Regions from separate parts of the Homo sapiens genome. Here region 1 is linked to region 2. The links are chromatin loops, found by intact Hi-C in ENCODE. Cell type or tissue: tibial artery. All regions are shown on one strand. Links, peaks and the distances in the headings refer to the core of each region. The heading gives the core; the rest is flanking DNA. Region 1 holds the start of LINC02927 (long intergenic non-protein coding RNA 2927). Region 2 has its middle 9.3 kb from the start of HMGB3.

Region 1 (10,866 bases), core at 1,512-9,511, 58 kb before region 2:
AAAACAACTCCAGTATCCATTGACAGGTGAATGGATAAACAAAATGTGGTATATACACACAATAAAATATTATTCAGCCATGAAAAGGAAAGAAATTTTGATATATGCTACAACATAAATGAACCCTGAAAACATGCTTAGTGAAATAAGCCAGACACTTAAGGACAAGTATTGTATGATTCCACTTATACGAGATACTCAGAATGGGCAAATTCTTAGAGACAGAAAGTAGAATAAAGGTTATTGTGAGATGGGAGGAAGGGGGAAGAACTTATTATTTAATGAGTATAAGGTTTATGTTGGGGATGATAATAAAAGTTTTGGATAAAGATAGTGGTTATGAGTATACAACATTGAGGATTTAATTAATGCCACTGAACTGTATACTTACGGATGATTAAAATGATAAATATTATGCTATGTATATTTTACCACATTAAAAAAAAAACTGTTAAAAAATGTTACCTCCTAAGGCATGCATTTTAGAAAAGAAAATGGAAGGCTGCCCTCCCCAGATTCAGGGCAGTCGGGTAGAATCTTCGTTTTCACCACTTGCTTGGCCCATAGCACATCTCCTGTGCCTCGCCCTGCCTCTGGTGAATGCCTCTGGAATGCACTGGAAGGACTTTGGGGGCCAGCCTCACTGGTGACAGGCTCCCTGAAACCTCTCTTCACAGTCTCCCTTGAATCTGGCTTTCACACTTTTCTTTATGCATAGGCAGAGTCCTAAAGAGAAAGAGATTCCCGCACACCTGTCCATCTCCGTTTATTTCTTCTCATTCATTCACTCATATATTTATTTATTTATTGAGACAGGATCTTGCTGTGGTCCAGGCTGGACTGCAGTGGTGTGGTCATGGCCCACTGCAGCCTTGACCTCCTGGGCTCAATTGATTTTCCTACCTCAGCCTCCAGGGTAGCTGGGACTAGAGGCACACGCCACCAAGCCCAGCTATGTTGCCCAGGCTGGTCTCAAACTATTGGGCTCAAGTGATCCTCCTGCCTCGCCGTCCCCAAGTGCTGGGATTACAGGCATGAGCTACCATGTCCAGCCTATTTATTATTATTATTATTATTATTATTATTATTATTATTATTATTATTATTTTTAGAGACAGGGTCTTGCTCTGTCATCCAGGCTGGAGTGCAGTGGCATGATCATAGCTCACTGCAGCCTCAAACTCCTAGGCTCAAGCTATCCTTGTGTCTAAGCCTCCTGAGTAGCTGGTAGTAAGGCGCGTGCCACCACGCCTGGCTCTTCTAGCTCTATCGTCCTCTATATCCAGCCCATTTCTGATCTCAGGTCTCCACTTCCTGACACTTCTTTTTGGCCCCCGTCCAGATATAACAAGACCTTGAGGGTGACATTTGCCATCTTGTACGTTCGTGCACTCTGTGGCTGGTCTCTGTTAGAGCCCCAGAATTGCTCACTTGCGTGTCTGTCATCAGAAGGCAGATTGATTTCCCCTGCTGGCTCAGTGGTACCTCGCCCTTTAGAGTGTCCATCACCTTGATCCTTTCCTTTTTTGATATAATATCCCCTATCTCCCCATTGCCTACAGGATCAGGCAACATGCCTTGGCCTGGCATTCAATGCCGAGCTTTTCCTACCTCAGTACATCTGGCCTAATAGGTGACCTCACTGTTTTCTGAGTGGGCTTCATGCCTTTCTGCCTTCTTGCCTTTGCTATGTGGTTTCCATTGCCTGTTGCACTGTCTCTTAAGCCTTTGCATTCTGGCACCCAAATGCGAATGTCCCCTGAGCCCTGGATCAAGATGCACCTCTTTCTTGAAGCCTTTGGAGGACAAATGTAGTAAGGAATCATCTGTGATCTCCTTGTGTGAGCATTTCTATTTTCTATTATTTTTCAAATATACCTTGATGTTGAATTTATCTCAAGAGGAAGATTCTGGAAGTCAGGGACACATCGTACCTTGCGTTTCTCTCTGGGAGCCATGCATATGATTGGTGCAAAATAAACATTGTCCAAGTTGGCTTCGTGGAGAGGAGAATATTTGGTGCTCCTGGCACAGGGATCTCTCTTTCCTCTGTCACCTCCACTCTTTCCATCAGAGTCCAGCATGCCGGGTGGCCCTGGGCCCAGAGTAAGGGGGAGTGAGCAGTGCCCTGTCCCTCACCCCCTGTCCTCATCACCTGTGGGGATTTTCCTTTAGAAACTCTGACTTTTCAATTTTTCCAAGACTATCTTTCTGCAGTGAAAGATTGGGAGAGAACTAAGTGAAAGTATTCCACTTGGGGATCTGCTCACTGTCTGCTTACTGTGTCTTTTTGGGCCCTCCCTGCTTCATTGCCGCCACCACCTCCACCTGGCTCCTGCTGTCTCCATCTCGAATGGGAATTACTGGACCCTTGTCCAGCTGCTCCCTGGTCCCACTGCCTTCATTGCTGCACCCACCAACCCAGGCTCCACATGGCAATCAGAATGGTCATCCTAAAATAGATTTCTTCTTTTCACGCCCCAGCTCATAAATGGCAACTCATCTTCAAAATAAAACCAAGCTACTGAGTGTTGGCATCCAGGCACCCCAAGTCTCAGCCTTTGGCATGCCTCCTACACCTCTGATACTGCATTTATGGTACAAACTTGTTCATTTCCAAAATGCAGCGGGTGCATTGATGTCTCTAACACTCAATCTGGGCAATTCTCCCCTCCTGGACACCTCCCCCGCCCCTATCTCTGACCACTCACAACAAATCCTGAAAGATTTGTCTCCTCTCCAAAGCCTTGTCTCCCCAGGTCTCTCTCACTTTTGGACCCAGCCCCAGTATGAAACCAGTAAATACTCTCTAAAGTGAAGCAATTAGTTCACAATGAGATCCCACTTCACAGCCACCAGGGAGGCTGTAATCAAAAAGGCAGATACTAACCAGCATTGGTGAGGATGTGGAAAATCATACAGTGCTGATAGGAGTGTAAAATGGTGCAACTACCATGGAAAACAATTTGGGAGTTCTTCAACAAGTTAACTATAGAGTTACCATATGACTCAGCAATTCCACGGCTAAGTATATACCCAAGAGAATTGAAAGCACATGTTCAGGCCGGGGGCAGTGGCTCACGCCTGTAATCCTAGCACTTTTTTTTTCTTTTTTTTGAGACAGAGTCTTGCTCTGTTGCCCAAGCTGGAGTGCAGTGGCGCCATCTCAGCTCACTGCAACCTCGGCCTCCGGGGTTCAAGCGATTCTCCAGCCTCAGCCTCATGAGTAGCTGGGATTACAGCGTGCACCACAACGCCCAGCTAATTTTTTGTATTTTTAGTAGAGAGGGGGTTTTGCCATTTTGGCCAGACTGGTCTTGAACTTCTGACCTCAAGTGGTCTGCCCACCTTGGCCTCCCAAACTGCTGGGATTACAGGTGTGAGTCACCACACTCGGCCTAATCCTAGCATTTTGAGAGGCCAAGGCAGGTGGATTGCTTGAGCCTAGGAGTTCAAGACCAGCCTGGGTAACATGGCAACATCCTGTCTCTACAAAACATATGAAAAATTAGCTGAGTGTGGTGGTGTGCGCCTGTGGTCCTAGCTACTTGGGAGGCTGAGGTAGGAGGATCACCTGAGCCTGGGAGGTTGAGGCTACAGTGAGGGGTGACAAAGTAAAACCCTGTCTAAAAAAAAAAAAGGAAAGAAAGAAAGAAAAAAGCAAGCACATATCCACACAATGACTTGTACATGAATGTTCACAGCAACTTTATTCTTAATAGCCAAAGTGGAAATAACTCAAATATCCATCAATGGATGAATAATCAAAATATGGTCTACTCATAAAATGCAATATTATTCAACCGTAAAAAAATAAAGTATGGATACATGCTATAAAATCAATTAACATTGAAAACATGATGCTAAGTGAAAGAAGCCAGACAGAAAAGACCACATATTATATGATTCTGTTTATACAAAATGTCCGGAATAGACAAATCCATAGAGACAGAAAGTAGATAAGTGGTTGCCTAGGGCTAGCGGGAGGAGGTTGGTAGTTGATGGCAAAGAGGAGCAGGATTTCTTTGGCGAGTGAAGAAAATGTTTTGGAATTAGATGGTGATGGTTGTACAACCTTGTAAATATACTGAAAACCACTGAATTGTATATTTTAAAAGAGTGAATGGCCGGGTATGGTGGCACACACCTGTAATCCCAGCACTTTGGGAGGCCAAGGCAGGAGACCTGCTTGAGGCTAAGGAGTTCAAGACCAGCCTGGGCAACATAGTGAGACCTCCATCTGTACAAAAAAAAAATTAAAAGTTTGCCAGGCATGGTGGCTCATGCCTGTAGTCCCAGCTACTTAGGAAACTGAGGTGGGAGGATTGCTTGAGCCCAGGAGTTTGAGGCTACAGTGAGCCATGATTACACTACTGCAGTGCACCCTGGGCAACAGAGTGAGATCGTGTCTCAAAAAAAAAAAAAATATATATATATATATATATATGTGAATGAATTATATGATATGTGAATTATATCTCAATAAAGCTCAGTACCAGACACTGAGCAAGTATTTTACAGGCATTAGCTCCTCAATTCTCATAAAACCCTATGAGATAGTGTTATGGACTGAATGCTTGTGTCCCCCCACCAAATTCCTATGTTGAAACCCTAACCCCCACCAGGCGTGGTGGCTCACGTCTGTAATCCGAGCACTTTGGGAGGCTGAGTCGGGCAGGTCACGAGGTCAAGAGTTTGAGACCAGCCTGACCAACATGGTGAAACCCTGTCTCTTCTAAAAATACAAAAATTAACTGGGCGTGGTGGCGCAAGCCTATAATCCCAGCTACTCAGGAGGCTGAGGCAGGAGAATCACTTGAACCCAGGAGGCAGATGTTGCAGTGAGCCAAGATCACACCACTGCACTCCAACCTGGGCAACAGAGTGAGACTCCATCTAAAAAAAAACAAAAAAACTAAAAACAAAACAAAACAAAAAACCCCTAACTCCCAATGTGATGGTATTAGGAGGTGGGGCCTCTGAGAGGAAATTAGTTCATGAAGGTGGGGCTCCCTTGATGGGACTGGTGCCCTTATAAGAATAAAAAACACTAGTGTTCTCTCTCTCTTGCTGACATGTGAGGATACAGCAAGAAGATGGCCATCTGCAAGCCAGAAAGAGACCTCTCACCAGAAACCGAATCTGCCACCACCCTGATCTTGGACTTCCCGGCCTCCAAAACTGTGTGAGATCGCTGTTGTTTAAGCAACCCAATCTATGATATCTTATTATAGCAGCCTTAGTGGACTAAGACAGATCGGTGCTATTTTAATATCTATTTTACAGCTGGGGAAACTGAGGCACAGTTAAGTAGCTTGCTCAAGGTCACTCAGCTGGTGAGTGGCAGCACCAGGATGTGAACCCAGGAAGCCTGGCTTACATACCCCTGTTCTTAACTGCCTCTCTGGTAGACAGATGTGTGCTACAGGGCTTACAGTCAGAAAAGGGAGAATGGGTTCCTCATTCACTCTGCTTCAGAAAAAGGGTTCAAGGAGTCCCCAACTCCCAACAGCTGTGTTGTCCTGGGGAGTCCTGGCAGAATGTGTCTAAGGAGCTATTCGCCAGGTCTCTACCATATCTATAAGCAGGCAAAGCTCCCCAGATCCTTTATACAATGGCCAGGTCAGTGGGAAGGGGGTCTTCTGCCTTTATCCAGAGGATCTTTACAGGGTGGGTTTTTGCGTCCTCCACCCTGCCTTAGCCTTGAAATCAAGGCTGGTAGACCAAGCCAACCCAACAGGGCTGCTTATTGTTCTGGGGCTCCATTCAAGAGGACCAGTAGAGAGCCAGGATGAGTATCCCTGACCTTTAGCTTTCCTGATGCCAGGGCAGGACCTCTGCTTCTATGTATTACAGGACCTTGCATTTGTGGACCCAAGGCATAGGGAAGGGGGTTCCTGAAGCCAGTATTGGGGCCTGGTATTGCTTATTGCTAATGACAGACTACGGGCACGCAGTCATTCATTCAGTATATAGAAGGTGTCATCCAGCCATAGATGTAGAGAGCATGGACTCTGGAGCCAGCCAGGCTGTTTAAAGTTGGGCAAGTCACCTTGCCTCTCTGGTCCTCAGTGTCCTGATCTACAAAATGGGCAAAATAATGGCACTTACATCTTAAGGCTTTTGTGTAGAGGAAACACATTGATACACATGGAAAGTGCACAGAACAGTGCCTGGCACATAGTAAGCTCTCAACAAGCGATATCCTTTCGTATTGTTTTGTTTTAACTGTTATTATGTTGGCTAAGTAGGTGGGAAGAGAAGGAGGCACAATAAGAGACATCTGGGTTATTACTATGGTTTCAGGACTTTTACTCTCCAAAACCCGTGTTGAAATATAATCCCCAGTGTGGCAGCATTGAGAGGTGGGGCCTTTAAGAGATGATTGTGTCATGAGGGCTCTGCCCTCATGAGTGGACTAATCCATTCATGGTTTAATGGATTAATGGGTTATCACAGGAGTGGAACTGGTGGCTTTATAAGAAAAGGAAGAGAGACCTGAGTGAGCATGCTCAGCCCCCTCGACATGTGATGTCCTTTGCCACCTCAGTACTCTGCAGAATCCCCGCCGGCAAGAAGTCCCTGACCAGATGCAGCCCCTCAACCTTGGACGTTTCAGCCTCCACAACTGTAAGAAATAAATTCCTTTTCCTTATAAATTACCCAGTTTGGGGTATTCTGTTATAAACAACAGAAAACGGGCTAAGAGAGTTAGAGATGCTTCCTGAATCACAACAGAAAGTTCTGTACATCTTTTATCCCTATACCCTCTGAGGAGCTTATTCTGCTCTAGACGGACAGAGGTGATATCCCACTCATCTCCTGGTCAGCTCACAGTGCCTGGATGCATGTCATGTTCTGGGTACCAGTAGCCTCTCTGAGAGACATTAACAGGCTGGATTTGCTTCAGGAGCCAGTGATCAGGATGTTAAAGGGAAGTTAGAATTTTCTTTTCTTTTCTTTTCTTTCTTTTTCTTTTTTTTTTTTTTTTTGAGATAGAGTCTCTCTCTGTCACCCAGGCCGGACTGCAGTGGTGTGATCTTGGCTCACTGCAACCTCTGCCACCCAGGTTCAAGCGATTTTCCTGCCTCAGCCTCCCGAGTAACTGGGACTACAGGCATGCACCACCACGTCCAGTTAATTTTTGCGTTTTTAGTAGAGATGTGGTTTCATCATGTTGGCCAGGCTGGTCTTGAACTCCTGACCTCTAGCAATCTGCCCGCCTTGGCCTCCCAAAGTGCTAGGATTACAGGTGTGAGCCACTGCACCTGACCTATGGAAGTCGGAATTTTCATACAATGAATAATCTTGGTGAGTGTTTGGACCGGAGAAAAAGATGACTGTAAGGGGTAAAAAGGAAAGGAGTGATGAGGGAGACTCCTGGAGGGAGCTCCTGGGGAATTTGATCTGTATTCTGTGGCCTCAGCTTATGAAAATAAGGATAAAGGGGAAAAGCTACAGGGTGATGGACTCTGGAACTTTCTTGTTTTAAAAGAGACAGAGTCTCACCCTGTCACCCAGGCTGGAGTGTAGTGGTATGATCATAGCTCACTGTAGACACAAACTTTCGGACTCAGGTAATCCTCCTGCCTTAGCCCCCCAAGTAGCTAGAACGATAGATACATGCCACCCCACCCAGCTAATTTTTTTAATTTTTATTTTTGTAGAGATGAGTCTTACTATGTTGCCCAGGCTGGTCTCTAACTGCTGGCCTCAAGTGATCCTCCCCGCCTTGGCCTTCCAAAGTGCTGGGATTAGAGGCATGAGCCACCATGCCTGCCTGGCTGGATTCGGGAACTTCCTAAGGGGCAGAACAACCTCAAGATGGAGGAGCTGCCTCTGTAGGAAGGGAGTTCCCATTCTTCAAGATATCCAGCCTAGTCTCCCTTTGAGGTCCTTTTCAACCTAGAGGCCCCATGACTCTCCTCCCGCATGAGGGTTGAGCCAGGATAATATGGAAAGTCTGGGTTCCAAAACTGCTAGAGAAAAGCAAAAAGAGGTTTGGCAGGTCCTTTGGTTAGCCCCACATTTGAGACACACCTCTGAGGCTCTGCCACGTCCCACCCATGGCTGAACGGAATCATACACAGATTTTTCTGCCCACCTTTCCACACTCACCCTGTGATCCAGAGCTCAGAGAGTGAGACTGAGAGAGCTCATGCCAGGAGCTTTTAGTTGTCAAGAAAAGGAGTCATCGTGTCTTTAGAAACAGGATGAATGCGGAAAGCATACACACTGAAACGATTTCTAAGATTCTATATAGATCAAGGCCAGGGTCTAGCTGCTGAATTGGGGCCTAGCCTATCCTTTCCAGACAACACAATTCTAAAGTGCATTTCTCTCTTTTTTTTTAAAATTTATTATTATTATACTTTAAGTTTTAGGGTACATGTGTAAAGTGCATTTCTCAACACACCCCTTCATCTCTTGAAAATGAAATGCTGCCGGCCGCGGTGGCTCACGCCTGTAATGCCAGCACTTTGGGAGGCTGAGGTGGGCGGATCACGAGGTCAGGAGTTCGAGACCAGTCTGACGAACACAGGGAAACCCCTTCTCTGCTAAAAATACAAAACAAAATTAGCCGGGTTTGGTGGCGGGCACCTGTAATTCCAGCTACTCAAGAGGCTGAGGCAAGAGAATCACTTGAACCCAGGAGGCGGAGGTTGCAGTGAGCTGAGATAGCGCCACTGTACTCAAGCCTGGGCAATAGAGCGAGACTCTGTCTCAAAGAAAAAAAAAAAGAAAAGAAACAAGAAAAAGAAAATGAAATGTAATCCATGTCCTTGCAGGTTCTTCATCAGATCTGCATTGAGAGCTACATGAGAGGCTTTCCAAGCACAGCACAATAGAGCAGGGGCCTCCCTCAGTGTAATCTGCTTCAGCCCCCATGTTTAAAGAGGAAGGGACTGAGGCCCAGAAATGGGGAACAACTTGTCCAAGGTCACACAGGAAGGCAGTGGCAACATAAACCAGGCCTTGTGCCTTCACATGGGCTCAGTGCCATTGCAGCATTGCAGGCAGTGTGACTTACCCTGCTGTGGCTTTTCAGTGGCCCCCTGGGGGCCACACCTGCCACCCTGTTCTCCCTGCTAAAAGGTCTTTTCCTTTGTACCAGGTACTTCTGTCAAGTCCAAATCAAGCAGAATGGGTTCCAACCAGCAGCAGGGTTTTCACTTGTAAGCAAACCACAGAAGGGATCAGCCACCAACCCAACAGATGAACAACTTGACTTGCTTTCCAATGGAGCCCAGCATTTGAAGCTGTGATAATTGTCAGTTTAAATGTTAGTAAGTGAATGCTTGTAATTTACAAGTGAAGCTGCTTCTCTTATCAAGGGTCCCATTTCCTGTGGGCTGTTTGGAAGTATAAACTGTTATCAGAGGATTTGTGCTTATTTGAGGCTTGGCTTGCCCATCTGGTCAGAGAGAGAAAGTCTGGAGAGTATGCTGAGTCTAATTCTGCTGTACCCCATGACGAGCCTGTCCTGTTCAACATTCCACTTGCGGTCCATGAATCAAGCGCTATTCATGGGCACAGAACAGAATGAACCAACCTAAACCATTTCGCTTGCTTGACATTCTCTAAATCCCACTCCCCCCTTTAAACGCACAAGCTCAGGGCCTGTTTCAAAGGGCAAATATTGTGAAAATGAAGAAATTATTACAGATTATACTTGGAAAGAGTTCAAATGTTGTTGAAATACCGTGATCTGTAGGTGGCATGTCTTCAAAGAGATTCATTTGAATAGATCAGGCTGAGGAACAGTCAATAGCAAAATAGTTATTTGTGTATCAAGTATGGACAAATTCTCACATACCAGGAGGCTGCGAGACAGCACTTTCACAAGCTGATTTTAGATTTTGGCCCAACAGCTCTAAAGGCAAAGGCTTTCTAGGCTAAAGGGATGATTAGAAAGATAATAGACAAAGTCAACTCCAGATGTACCAGTTGACCACCCCTCTGCCAACTGAAACCCTACTCTTGGGTTGATTTCACAGCTCAGGAGGGGAGCTCAAACTCAAACTTGTCAATTTTGTGACTCAATAACAGACCCACTTTGGGGTGGGAGAAAAATGGAAGTATGAGCTAAAAAGGAGATTCTTTCAATTGCCTTTGCCCTTCTGTTTTCTAGGCTGTCTATGTCCTCCAACAGCTCAGAGACTCAGAGTTGATGCGCTGGATTCTACTGCAAGTTGCGTCTTGATAAACATAGTTACTATGTGAGCCAGCAAATTCCATTTCTAGATATATACCCAAGAGAAATAAAAACTCATGTTCACAGGAATGCTTGTACACAAATGATCATAGCAGCATCATTCATAATAGCCAAAGTGGGAGCAAACCAAATGTCCATCAAGCAATGGATGGATAAACAAAATGTGATCCAGTCATACAATGGAATATTATTCAGCCATTAAAAGAAATGAAATACTGATCTGTGCTCAAACATGGATGGACCTTGAAAACATTAGGCTAAATGGAAAATGCCAGACACAGAAGATAGGACACATAATCAGACACATGTTGTATGATTCCATTTATATGAAATGTACAGAATGGGCAAATCCACAGAGACAGAAAGCAGATGAATGGTTTCCAGGGGCTGGGGGGAGAGGGATGAAGAATGACTCCTTAATGGGTGCAGGGTTTCTTGTAGGGTGAAGAAAATATTCTAAAATTGATTTTATAATGGTGATTGCCCAACTCTGTGAATGTACTAGAAACCACAGGTAGTACATTTTAAAATGGTTAAGTGGTAAATGTCTTTTTTAAACATTTTATTATCACTATATATATCATAAAAGTTATTATTTTGACCACTATTAAGTATGCAATTCATTGACATTAAGTACATTTACAATATTG
Region 2 (10,866 bases), core at 2,029-10,028:
CAACATGGTGAAACCCTGTCTCTACTAAAAATACAAAAATTAGCCGGGCGTGGTGGCACACACCTGTAGTACCAGCTACTCGGGAGGCTGAGGCAGGAGAATAGCTGGAACCCGGGAGGTGGAGGTTGCAGTGAGCCAAGATCATGCCACTGCACTCCAGCCTGGTCGACAGAGCGAGACTCCATCTCAAAATAATAATAGTAATAATAATAATAAGAAGAAGAAGAAGAAGAAGAAGATACTGGGGTGGAGATAGGTGAAGTCACTTGCCAAAGTCACATAGCTGGTAAGTGACAGGATGCGGAGCCAGCTCCTGCTTTTCCTCGCCACGCCCGCCTGACCTACAGGCAGTGCTCTTCGGACTTCAGTGCTCTCTTTGCAAGTCAAAGCCCTGGCCAGCACTGCATATCGGTCACAGGATTCTAGTGCTTAGAAATAAAGAGGAGGGTGTTCCCGGAACCCACCTCCCTCCAGGTCCCCAGCTGGGCCCTGTGGCAGCCAAAGGGGAGTGCCCTTGGGCCTCCCTCTAGGAAGGAGGTGGATATGCAGCGAATCCACTGCTTGACTGAATTAAGTCCTCTCTTTTCCTCATTCCCCCTCCCCTCAGCCAGGTCCTCTTCCTTGCTTGGCTGAAACAGCCCACAGAGTGCTTGCTTCCTTCTGAGAGGGTGTGCCCTCCACACCTAGCACCCAAGAACACAGGCTTTCCTTTACTTGCTCAGGTCTTCATTCAGCAGATGTTTCCTGGTGTCTCCTGGGCCCCAGGCCCTGTGCTAGTTGCAAGGAAGCCCACGTGAGACAGTCAAGTAATCACCCAGACAGTGGCTGTGGCTGTGAGAAGCACCACAAAGGACCAGACGGAGAAAGGAAAATGCGGACCAGAAGTCGGGGAGTCTCCCAGGGAAGGTGTTGGGGACTGGGCTGAGGTCTGGAGGGTGGGTGGTACTTGTTTAGGCATGAGAGAGGAGGGAGAGGGCCTGAGGCAGTGGAAACAGCGGGTATGCGCCCCCGATGAGGGAAAGGAGAGAAGGCGGAGTTGGTATTAAGAGTGAAAAAGAGGCCAGGCCCGGTGGCTCACTCCTGTAATCCCAGCACTTTGGGAGGCCGAGGTGGGCAGACCACGAGGTCAAGAGATCAAGGCCATCCTGGCCAACATGGTGAAACCCCGTCTCTACTAAAAATACAAAAATTAGCCGGGCATGGTGGCGCGCGCCTGTAATTCCAGCTAATCCGGAGGCTGAGGTGGGAGAATCATTTGAACCCAGGAGGTGGAGGTTGCAGTGAGCCGAGATCGTGCCACTGCACTCCAGCCTGGAGACAGAGTGAGACTCAGTCTCAAAAAAAAAAAAAAAAAAAAAAGAGTGAAAAAGAGGCCACGCGCAGAGGCTCACGCCTGTAATCCCAGCACTTTGGGAGGCCGAGGTGGGTGGATCACCTGAGGTCAGCAGTTGGAGACCAGCCTGGCCAACATGGCGAAACCCCGTCTTTACAAAAAATACAAAAATTAGCTGGGCATGGTGGCGCCTGCCTGAGCTTCCCAGCTACTTGGGAAGCTTAGGCAGGAGAATCGCTTGAACCCAGGAGGCAGAGGTTGCAGTGAGCCGAGATGGCACCACTGCACTGCAGCCTGGTCGACACAGCAAGACTCTGTCTCTAAAACAAAAACAAAATAAAGCAAAAAAAAAGGGCCAGGCACGGTGGCTTACGCCTGTAATCCCAGCACTTTGGGAGGCAGAGGTGGGCGGATTACGAGGTCAGGAGTTCGAGACCAGCCTGAACAACATGGTGAAACCCCATCTCTACTTTAAAAAAGTACAAAAATTACCCGGGCATGGTGGCGTGCACCTGTAATCCTAGCTACTCCGGAGGCTAAGGCAGGAGAATGGCTTGAACCCGGGAGGTGGAGGTTGCAGTGAGCCGAGATCAGGCCACTGCACTCCAGCCTGGGAGGCAGAGCGAGACTCTGTCTCAAAAAAAAAAAAAAAAGTGAACAAGAGGCTACAGAGACAGGAAGGGCCGTGTCTGGGGTCCTTACTGCAATGAGAGGAGAAGCCATTGGAAAACTAACATGATGCTCAGAATTACAATATGAAGAAAGGTCACGCTTGCTATTGGTCGGAGGGTGGCTGGGAGGTAGGTGGGGCACAAATTCAGTTACTTTTTCCCACCCTTACTACCAATATCCCAAATCTAAGCCCACACCAGCTTTGACCTGCAACCTCTCCTAAAGGATCTCTCTGCCTCTGGCCCATCCCCTACAGCAGCAGGGAGGGCTTTCTCAAATAGAGTCTGGACTGGGTCATATCCTTGCTCAAAATCCCGTCATGGGCCTAGCGCGGTGGCTCATGCCTGTAATCCCAGCACTTCGGGAGGCCGAGGTGGGCAGATCACGAGGTCAGGAGATCGAGACCATCCTGGCTAACACGGTGAAACCCCGTCTCTACTAAAAATACAAAAAATTAGCCGGGCATGGTGATGGGCGCCTATAGTCCCAGCTACTCGGGAGGCTGAGGCAGGAGAATGGCATGAACCTGGGAGGTGGAGCTTGCAGCGAGCCGAGAACTCGCCACTGCACTCCAGCCTGGACGACAGAGCAAGACTCCATCTCAAAAAAAAAAAGAAAAGAAAAGAAAAAGAAAATGTGGTACATATACATAATGGAATACTATGCAGCCACAGAAAAGAATGAGATCATGTCCTTTGCGGGGACATAGATGGAGCTGGAGGCCCTTGTCCTTAGCAAACTAACACAAGAACCAAAAAACAAATTCCACAGGTTCTCACATGTAAGTGGGAGCTAAATGATGAGAACACATGGACACAAAGCGGAAAACAGCACACACTGGGGCCTACTGAAGGGTGGAGAGCAGGAGGAGGGAGAGAAACAGGAAAAATAAGTAATGGGTACTAGGCTTAATTCCTCAGTGATGAAATAATCTGTACAACAAACCCTCATGACCCAAGTTTACCTATGTAACAAATCTGCACATGTACCCCTGAACTTCAAAGTTAAAAAAAAGAAGAGTCTTAAATTCAGCTGATTAAAAAAAAAAAAATGCCGGGCCTACCTGTGGTCCCAGCTATGCAGGAGGCTGAGGCAGGAGGATCTCTTGAGCCTGGAAGTTGGAGGCTGCAGTGAACTATGATCATACCACTGCACTGCAGGCTGGGCAACACAGCGATATCCTGTCTCTTTATTATTATTATTTTGAGATGGAGTTTCGCTCTTGTTGCCCAGGCTGGAGTGCAATGACGCGATCTCCGCTCACTACAACCTCCATCTCCCGGGTTCAAGTGATTCTCCTACCTCAGCCTCCCGAGTAGCTGGGATTATAGGCATGCACCACCATGCCTGGCTAATTTTTGTATTTTTAGTAGGGACAGTTTCTCCATGTTGGTCAGGCTGGTCTTGAACTCCCAACCTCAGGTGATCCGCCCTCCTCGGCCTCCCAAAGTGCTGGGATTACAGGCATGAGCCACGGCGCCTGGCCACCTCCTTATTATTTTTATTTGTTGATGTATTTATTTATTTTTGAGATGGAGTCTTGCTCTGTCACCCAGGCTGGAGTGCAGTGATGTGATCTCGGCTCACTGCGACCTGTGCCTCCCAGGTTCAAGTGATTCTCATGCCTCAGCCTCCTGAGTACTTGGGATTATAGGCGCACGCCACCACACCCAACTAATTTTTGTATTTTTGGTAGAGACAGGGTTTTACCATGTTGGCCAGGCTGGTCTCCAACTCCTGACCTCAAGTGATCCACCCACCTCTGCCGCCCAAAGTGCTGGGATTACAGGCATGAACCACCGCGCCCAGCCTGAGATCCTGTCTCTCTCAAAGAAAAATCCTGTCATGGCTTCCCATTGCCTGCTGGTGAGAAGCAGTGGATGACAACCTCTGCCATGAACAGCCTTGGTCTGTCCAGGCTGTGCCCCACCTCTATGTCCCCAGAGCAGCTCTCACTGCACCCCTCCCCTGACATCCCAGCCTTCGGGTCCTCCCACCAGTTCACAGTAAACCTGCCCACAGCCTGGGGTAATTGGCTCGTTTATTGCCCATGGAAAACTCACTAACTCTCTGCATCCATTTCAAAATTACCTCTTTTGTTCATAAAGCCTTCCAGACCCTATGCCACCCACAATCAGACATAAAGCCTTCCTCTCAGCCTTTGCTGGCTCTGCCTGCTTGTCCCTCTATTTGGCATTGGCATTTATTTTATGCACACTCCATTGCAGGTGTGTCTGCCCTCCCTCCATTGCAAGTTTCTTGAGGGTGGGGAGTCTCCCTTGGGAATCTATGGAAGTCCTCTTGCCTTGGGGCCTACTTAGAACATGGTAAAGGAGTGGTCAAGGTCAATGGAAAACGCATTCGCTTGTTCAACAAATTGTAATGGAATGCCTGTTCTGCGCCACATAGAGGGACACAGTGGAAAACAGCAGACTGAGGTCCTTGGCCTCATGGTGCTCACTGTCTCCTGGGAAGCCAGTGTGAAGCTGCTGTACCACAGTGGGCATGAATTGGATGTGGAAAAACTAAGCAAGGAAAAGAGAGGCAGGCAATGTGGAGCTGGGGATTTTGATTCGCAATAGGTTGCTCAGGGAAGGTGACACATTTGAGCAAAGATGGAAGGGAGGTGAGGGCAGGATCCTGGCAGATGTGTGGGAGAGTGTCCCAGGTAGAGGGCAGAGCAAGCAGCAAGGTAGCAAGGTCCTGAGGTGGCTGTTCCTGAGCGAGGTTGACAACAGGGTGAGGAGAGATAGAATCACGTGTGTTTGCTGAGGGGGTTGGGGGGAGAGCAACCTGTGCAAACCCATTGGGAAGACGGGGGCTTCCCCTGAGGAGGTGGGGAGCCCCCAAAGTGTCCTGAGCCCTGCCTCTATGTCCCCAGAGTGCCTCGGGCCCCAGGGCAAGGCATCTGCATTTCATCCGATAGCTGTGCCCCGGGTCCACTCCGGACTTCCTTCATAACAAGGTCTGATTTAGCAGGACCGGTCTGACTACTGTGTCCAGGGCAGAGTGAAATTGGGGAAGAGGGACTGACACTCATAGTCACGACAAATGCCATACTTTTTAGAGTCACACATAAAGGACCTTTGCAAGGCCACCTTTCAGACTTGTTTGCTGTTTGTGGGGTTTATTTTGGTGGCGGGGGAGGGGGGAGGTGGGTGGCGGCAGAACTGGCGTGTTGCCTTGGGGGTACCTTTGTGAAGCCCCACCAGCAATGTCAAGAATGTTGATGCAGCCGGGCGCTGGGCGCGGTGTCTCACACCTGTAATCCCAGCACTTTGGGAGGCCGAGGCGGGTGGATCACCTGAGGTCAGGAGTTCGAGACCAGCCTGGCCAACATGGTGAAACCCCGACTCTACTAAAAATACAAAATCCCAGTGTGGTGGTGGGTGCCTGTAATCCCAGCTACTCAGGAGGCTGAGGCAGGAGAATTGCTTGAACCTGGGAGGTGGAGGTTGCAGTGAGCCAAGATCGCACCACTGCACTCTATCCTGGGTGACAGAGCCAGACTCCATCTCAAAAAAAAAAAAAAAAAAAGAATGCTGATGCTGTAAGAGACCCCAGAGAGCAGCTCCTGCTCCCCTTTTAATGATAAGAATCAGGCCCAGGTGGGGTGCAGTGGCTCACGCCTGTAATCCCAGCACTTTGGGAGGCCGAGGTGGTGGATCACCTGAGGTCAGGAGTTCCAGACCAGCCTGACCAACAAGGTGAAACCCCATCCCTACTAAAAATACAAAAATTATCAGGGTGTGGTGGCGGATGCCTGTAATCCCAGCTACTCGGGAGGCTGAGGCAGGAGAATCGCTTGAACCCAGGAGGCGGAGGTTACAGTGAATGAGATCATGCCATTGCACTCCAGCCTAGGAGACAGAGTGAGACTCCTTCTCCAAAAAAGAAAAAAAAAAAAAAAAAAAAAAAAGGAATCAGGCCCAGAAAGAGGGAATGAGGAATGAGCAGCATTTTAAAAACGGCAACTGTTGTGGATCACAAGGTTAGGAGTTTGAGACCAGCCTGACAAACATGGTAAAATCCCATCTCTACTAAAAAAACAAAAACAAACAAACAAAAAAATTAGCCAGGCGTGGTGGCGGGCGCCTGTAATCTCAGCTACTCAGGAGGCTGAGGCAGAATTGCTTGAACCCGGGAGGTGGAGGTTGCAGTGAGCCAAGATCGCGACACTGCACTCCAGCCTGGGCGACAGCGTGAGACTCCATCTCAAAAAAAAAAAAAGAATTAAAAATGGCAACTGCAGGCCAGGCATGGTGGTTCACGCCTGTAATCCCAGCACTTTGGGAGGCCGAGGTGGGCAGATCACCTGAGGTCCAGAGACTAGCCTGACCAACATGGAGAAACCCCATCTCTCTGAAAAATACGAAATTAACTGGGTGTGGTGGCAGGCGCCTGTAGTCCCAGCTACCCAGGAGGCTGAGGCAGGAGAATCGCTTGAACCCAGGAAGCAAGAGGTTGAGGTGAGCCAAGATCACACCATTGCACTCCAGCCTGGGCAACAAGAGTGAAACTCCGTCTCAAAAAAAAAAAAAAAAAGGCTGGGTGCGGTGGCTCATGCCTGTAATCCCACCACTTGGGGAGGCCGAGGCAGGCGGATCACTTGAGGTCAGGAGTTTGAGACCAGCCTGGCCAATGTGGAGAAACCCTGCCTCTACTGAAAATATAAAAATTAGCCAAGTGTGGTGGCACATGTCTGTAATCTCAGCTACTTGGGAGGCTGAGACAGGAGAATCGCTTGAACCCGGGAGGCGGAGGTTACGGTGAGCAAAGCTTGCTGCCATTGCACTCCAGCCTGGGCAACAAGAGCAAGACTCTGTCTCAAAAATAAATAAATAATAATAAAAATGATTTTTAAAATGGCAACTGCAATCCCATTTAGAGAGTGGCTCCTCCTCTCCCCACTGCAGGAATCCTTTCAGTTCAGGTAAAGAGAAACAGCTTGTACCTTTACATTACACATTACACGGGGTAGACACAGAAGGGCCTCAGTCACTAGCCAGACGGAAACTTGGTGTGGGTGGAGGGTGGGGACTACAGTCTGCTGCGTGTGCAGGCCTTCTGGATGGGATGGGGCTTGGAGGTGAGAATCTAGAATGGGTAACCCAGCAGCATGGTGAAGACTTCAAGGCGGGACAAGGCAGGGCTGTTCGGTAATGTGGTGGCTGGTGGGAGCTATCCCATTGGAGAGTCCCCTCTCTTCTGCTCCCTTCCCCTCCTCTGAAGGAGACCGGTGCCTAGAAGGTCAAGGGCCCTTCAGTTTCATCTCCATCTTCCCCACAGGACCCGGCCGGCCTGGCACGTCACTGGCCCTTGATGGGCTTTTGTAGATTAGGATTGTATTCCCACAAGGCGCCGGCGTGGAGAGTAAAAAGTAGGAAATCCTTTGGTCACTGACCCACTTCCCGCTTTTCATTCAATATGAAAGGAACCCAGAGCAGGGACGCGGTGGCGCTGGTGCTGCTGAAGAGGCCTGTGTCGTGCTGAACAGCCCTGGCTTCTGCGCTCCTTTCTCTTCCTTGTCCCAGCCCTGGGCAAGAGCAGTGCTGTGGGAGGGAGCCGCCCCGGTGGCTCCTTTCCCACCGTCCCCGGCAGCCTCCGGGGTCTGGTGGGGAGGGGGTGAGGGAATTCGGGAGGGGCAACGGGCGCAGCCATCTGGTGAAATGCAGACGCCCGGTCCCGGTCCCGGTCGGGCGCCGTGGCTCACGTCTGTAATCCCAACACTTTAGGAGGCCGAGGTGGGTGGATCACCTGAGGTCAGGAGTTCGAGACCAGCCTGGCCAACATGGTGAAACTCCGTCTCTACTAAAAATACAAAAATTAGGCCGGGCGCGGTGGCTCAAGCCTGTAATCCCAGCACTTTGAGAGGCCAAGGCGGGCAGATCACGAGGCCAGGAGTTCAAGACCAGCCTGGCCAACATGGTGAAACCCCGTCTCTACTAAAAATACAAAAATTAGCCGGGCGCGGTGGCTACCCGGGAGGCTGAGGCAGGAGAATTGCTTGAATTCAGGAGGCGGAGGTTGCAGTGAGCCGAGATCGCACCACTGCACTCCAGCCTGGGCGACAGAGCAAGACTCCGTCTCAAAAAAAAAAAAAAAATTAGCGGGCCGTGGTGGCGGGCGCCTGTAATCCCATCTACTCGGGAGGCTGAGGCTGGAGAATCGCTTGAACCCAGGAGGCAGAGGCTGCAGTGAGCCAAGATAGCGCCCTTGAACTCCAGCTTAGACGACAGAAGCGAAACTCCGTCTCAAAGAAAGAAAGAAAGAGGCCGGTCGCGGTGGCTCACGTCGGTAATCCCAGCACTTTGGGAGGCCGAGGCGGGCGGATCACGAGGTCAGGAGATTGAGACCATCCTGGCTAACACGGCGAAACCCCGTCTCTAATAAAAATACAAAAAATTAGCCAGGCGTGGTGGCCGGCTTCTGTAGTCTCAGCTAGTCGGGAGGCTGAGGCAGGAGAATGGCGTGAACCCGGGAGGGGGAGCTTGCAGTGAGCCGAGATTGGGCCACTGCACTCCAGCCTGGGTGACAGAGCGAGACTCCGTCTCAAAAAAGAAAGAAAGAGAGAGACAGAGAGAAGGAAAGAAAGAAAGAAAGAGAGAGAGAAAGAAAGAGAGAGACAGAGAGAAGGAAAGAAAGAAAGAGAGAAAGAAAGAAAGAAAGAAGGAAGGAAGGAAGGAAGGAAGGAAGGAAGGAAAGAAAGAAAGAAAGAAAGAAAGAAAGAAAGAAAGAAAGAAAGAAAGAAAGAAAGAAAGAAAGAAAGAAAGAAAATGCAGACACCCACGTCGCTTGGGGCCCGAGGCGCCGTCGAGGCTCTAGGTACCCGCGGCCTGAACTGTGCGATGTGGGCAGGAGAGGTGGTGGAGGCCAGCTTCAGCCACCGGGTTCCCCGCGGGTCTCTCTCGGCTTCTGTTTGGAACCAGAAAACCTCTTCTCAAGGGTGCTGGCTGCTCTCGCCAGCTCACCAAAGGCCGCGGCACCCACAGTGGAGCTAAGCTATCGAGAGCTACCAAGTGTGGCACCTAGTAAAGGCCAAGAGACCAGAGTTCCCGCCCTGGCTCAGCCACTGACCCATGTGGGGACTTCAGCAAATCTCCAGGCGTTGGGCCCTCTGTGCCACGAGGAGGCTGGGTTGGAGGGCCTGGAAGAGTCTTCCCAGTGGTGCAGCTCTGCAGATCCATTCTAATAGAGAACCACCTCTGAGAAGGTTTTCCCCTCTATGGGAAAAACAAGTAGAGTTGGAATGCAATTCCCACCAAAGAGCAGACGGTGAGGGGAGGGGACCCGGGGCTGGTAACAGGGAGGGGTGAGGGGAGGCACCTCGTGGTGAAGTAGTTCACAGGAGGCTAAGCGGTGTGCGGCAGGGGCCCTGAGAAGGCCTGGAAGCCAGTCAAGACTCCCTATCCCTGAAGATCTGCACTTATAAGGACTCCATATTTACAAAGGTTCCTAGGTGCCATATTGAAAGATCTTGTTTCATTGTAGGGTCTTCACAGCAAGTTCCCTTAATACTTATATATAAGATTTTATTTTATTTTTTTGGCTTTGTTGTTGCTGTTGTTGTTTTGTTTTGCTTGTTTGTTTTTGGATACAGGGTCTCACTCCAGGTTGGAGTGCAGTGGCACGATCTCGGCTCACTGCAACCTCTGCCTCCCGGGTTCAAGCAATTCTCGTGCTTCAGCCTCCCCACCTCGGCCTCCCAAAGTGCTGAGATTACAGGCATGAGCCACCTCGTCCAGCCTATTTCTTTGTTTTGAGACAAGGTCTCGCTATATTGACCAGGCTGGTCTGGAACTCCTTGCCTCAAGTGATCCTCCCGCTTCAGCCTCCCAAACTGCTGGGATTACAGATGTAAGCCACTGCATCTGGTTCATATATATATATATATTTGAGATGAGATCTCACCTTGTTGCCCAGGCTGGTCTCGAGCTCCTGGGCTCAACCAGTCTTCCCACTTCAGCCTCTCAGCCTCTCAAGTAGCTGGGACTACAAGTGGGTGCCACTACACCTGGCTTCCCTTAATATATTTTGTTCAACAATCCCATTCCACCCCTACCCCCCAAATCCACTCTGTCTACACTTCCATTGATTTTTTTAGATGGGGGTCTCACTATGTTGCCCAGGCTGGTCTCAAACTCCTAGCCTCAGGTGATCCTCCTGCCTTGGCCTCCCAAAGTGCTGGGTTTACAGGCGTGATTCCTTTTTTTTTTTTTTTTTTTTTCCCCTGAGACAGAGTCTCACTCTGTCACCCAAGCTGGAGTTCAGTGGTACGATCTTGGCTCACTGCAACCTGTGCATCCTGGGTTCAAGCAATTCTCTGCCTCAGCCTCCTGAGTAGCCGGGATTACAGGTGCCCATCACCACGCCCAGCTAATTTTTGTATTTTTAGTAGAGATGGGGTTTCGCCATGTTGGCCAGGCTGGTCTCGAACTCCTGACCTCAGGTGATCCACCCACCTTGGCCTCCCCAAGTGCTGAGATTACAGGCGTGAGCCACCACATTTGGCCTACAGGCATGATTCTTTTTTTTTTTCTTTTTCTTTTTTTTGAGACGGAGTCTCACACTGTCACCCAGGCTGGAGTGCAGTGGCGCCATCTCTGCTCACTGCAACCTCAGCCTCTCAGGTTCAAGCGATTCTCCCCCCTGAGCCTCCTGAGTAGCTGGGATTACAGGCAGGTGCCACCACACCAGGCTAATTTTTGTATTTTTAGTAGAGATGGGATTTCACCTTGTTGGCCAGGCTGGTCTTGAACTCCTGACCTCAGGTGATCTGCCCACCATGGCCTCCCAAAGTGCTGGGATTACAGGCGTGAGCCACCGCACCCGGCCAGGCATGATTCTTAAAAGGAGGCTGG

Evidence for each region. Peaks named below come from ENCODE experiments on the same cell type or tissue, not always from the same donor. Only the 100,000 strongest peaks of a DNase experiment are listed, where the experiment ranks them.
Region 1: it touches region 2 in a loop (4-fold over the local background); 12 of 110 quality-filtered maps call a loop at or near these places.

Annotation. Positions count from the first base shown.
Region 1 is chrX:150,910,654-150,921,519 of GRCh38, forward strand. It overlaps LINC02927 (long intergenic non-protein coding RNA 2927), which reads left to right and starts at 6,549. Exons shown (of 3, transcript NR_186570.1): 1 at 6,549-6,630; 2 at 9,116-9,283; 3 at 10,133-10,285. In tibial artery, for the core only: no CTCF peak of the experiment used is centred there; DNase peaks (open chromatin) are centred at 5,638 and 9,258.
Region 2 is chrX:150,968,635-150,979,500 of GRCh38, forward strand. No RefSeq gene overlaps it. Among named protein-coding and RNA genes, the nearest start is that of HMGB3, 9.3 kb to the right of the region's middle. In tibial artery, for the core only: no CTCF peak of the experiment used is centred there; no DNase peak of the experiment used is centred there.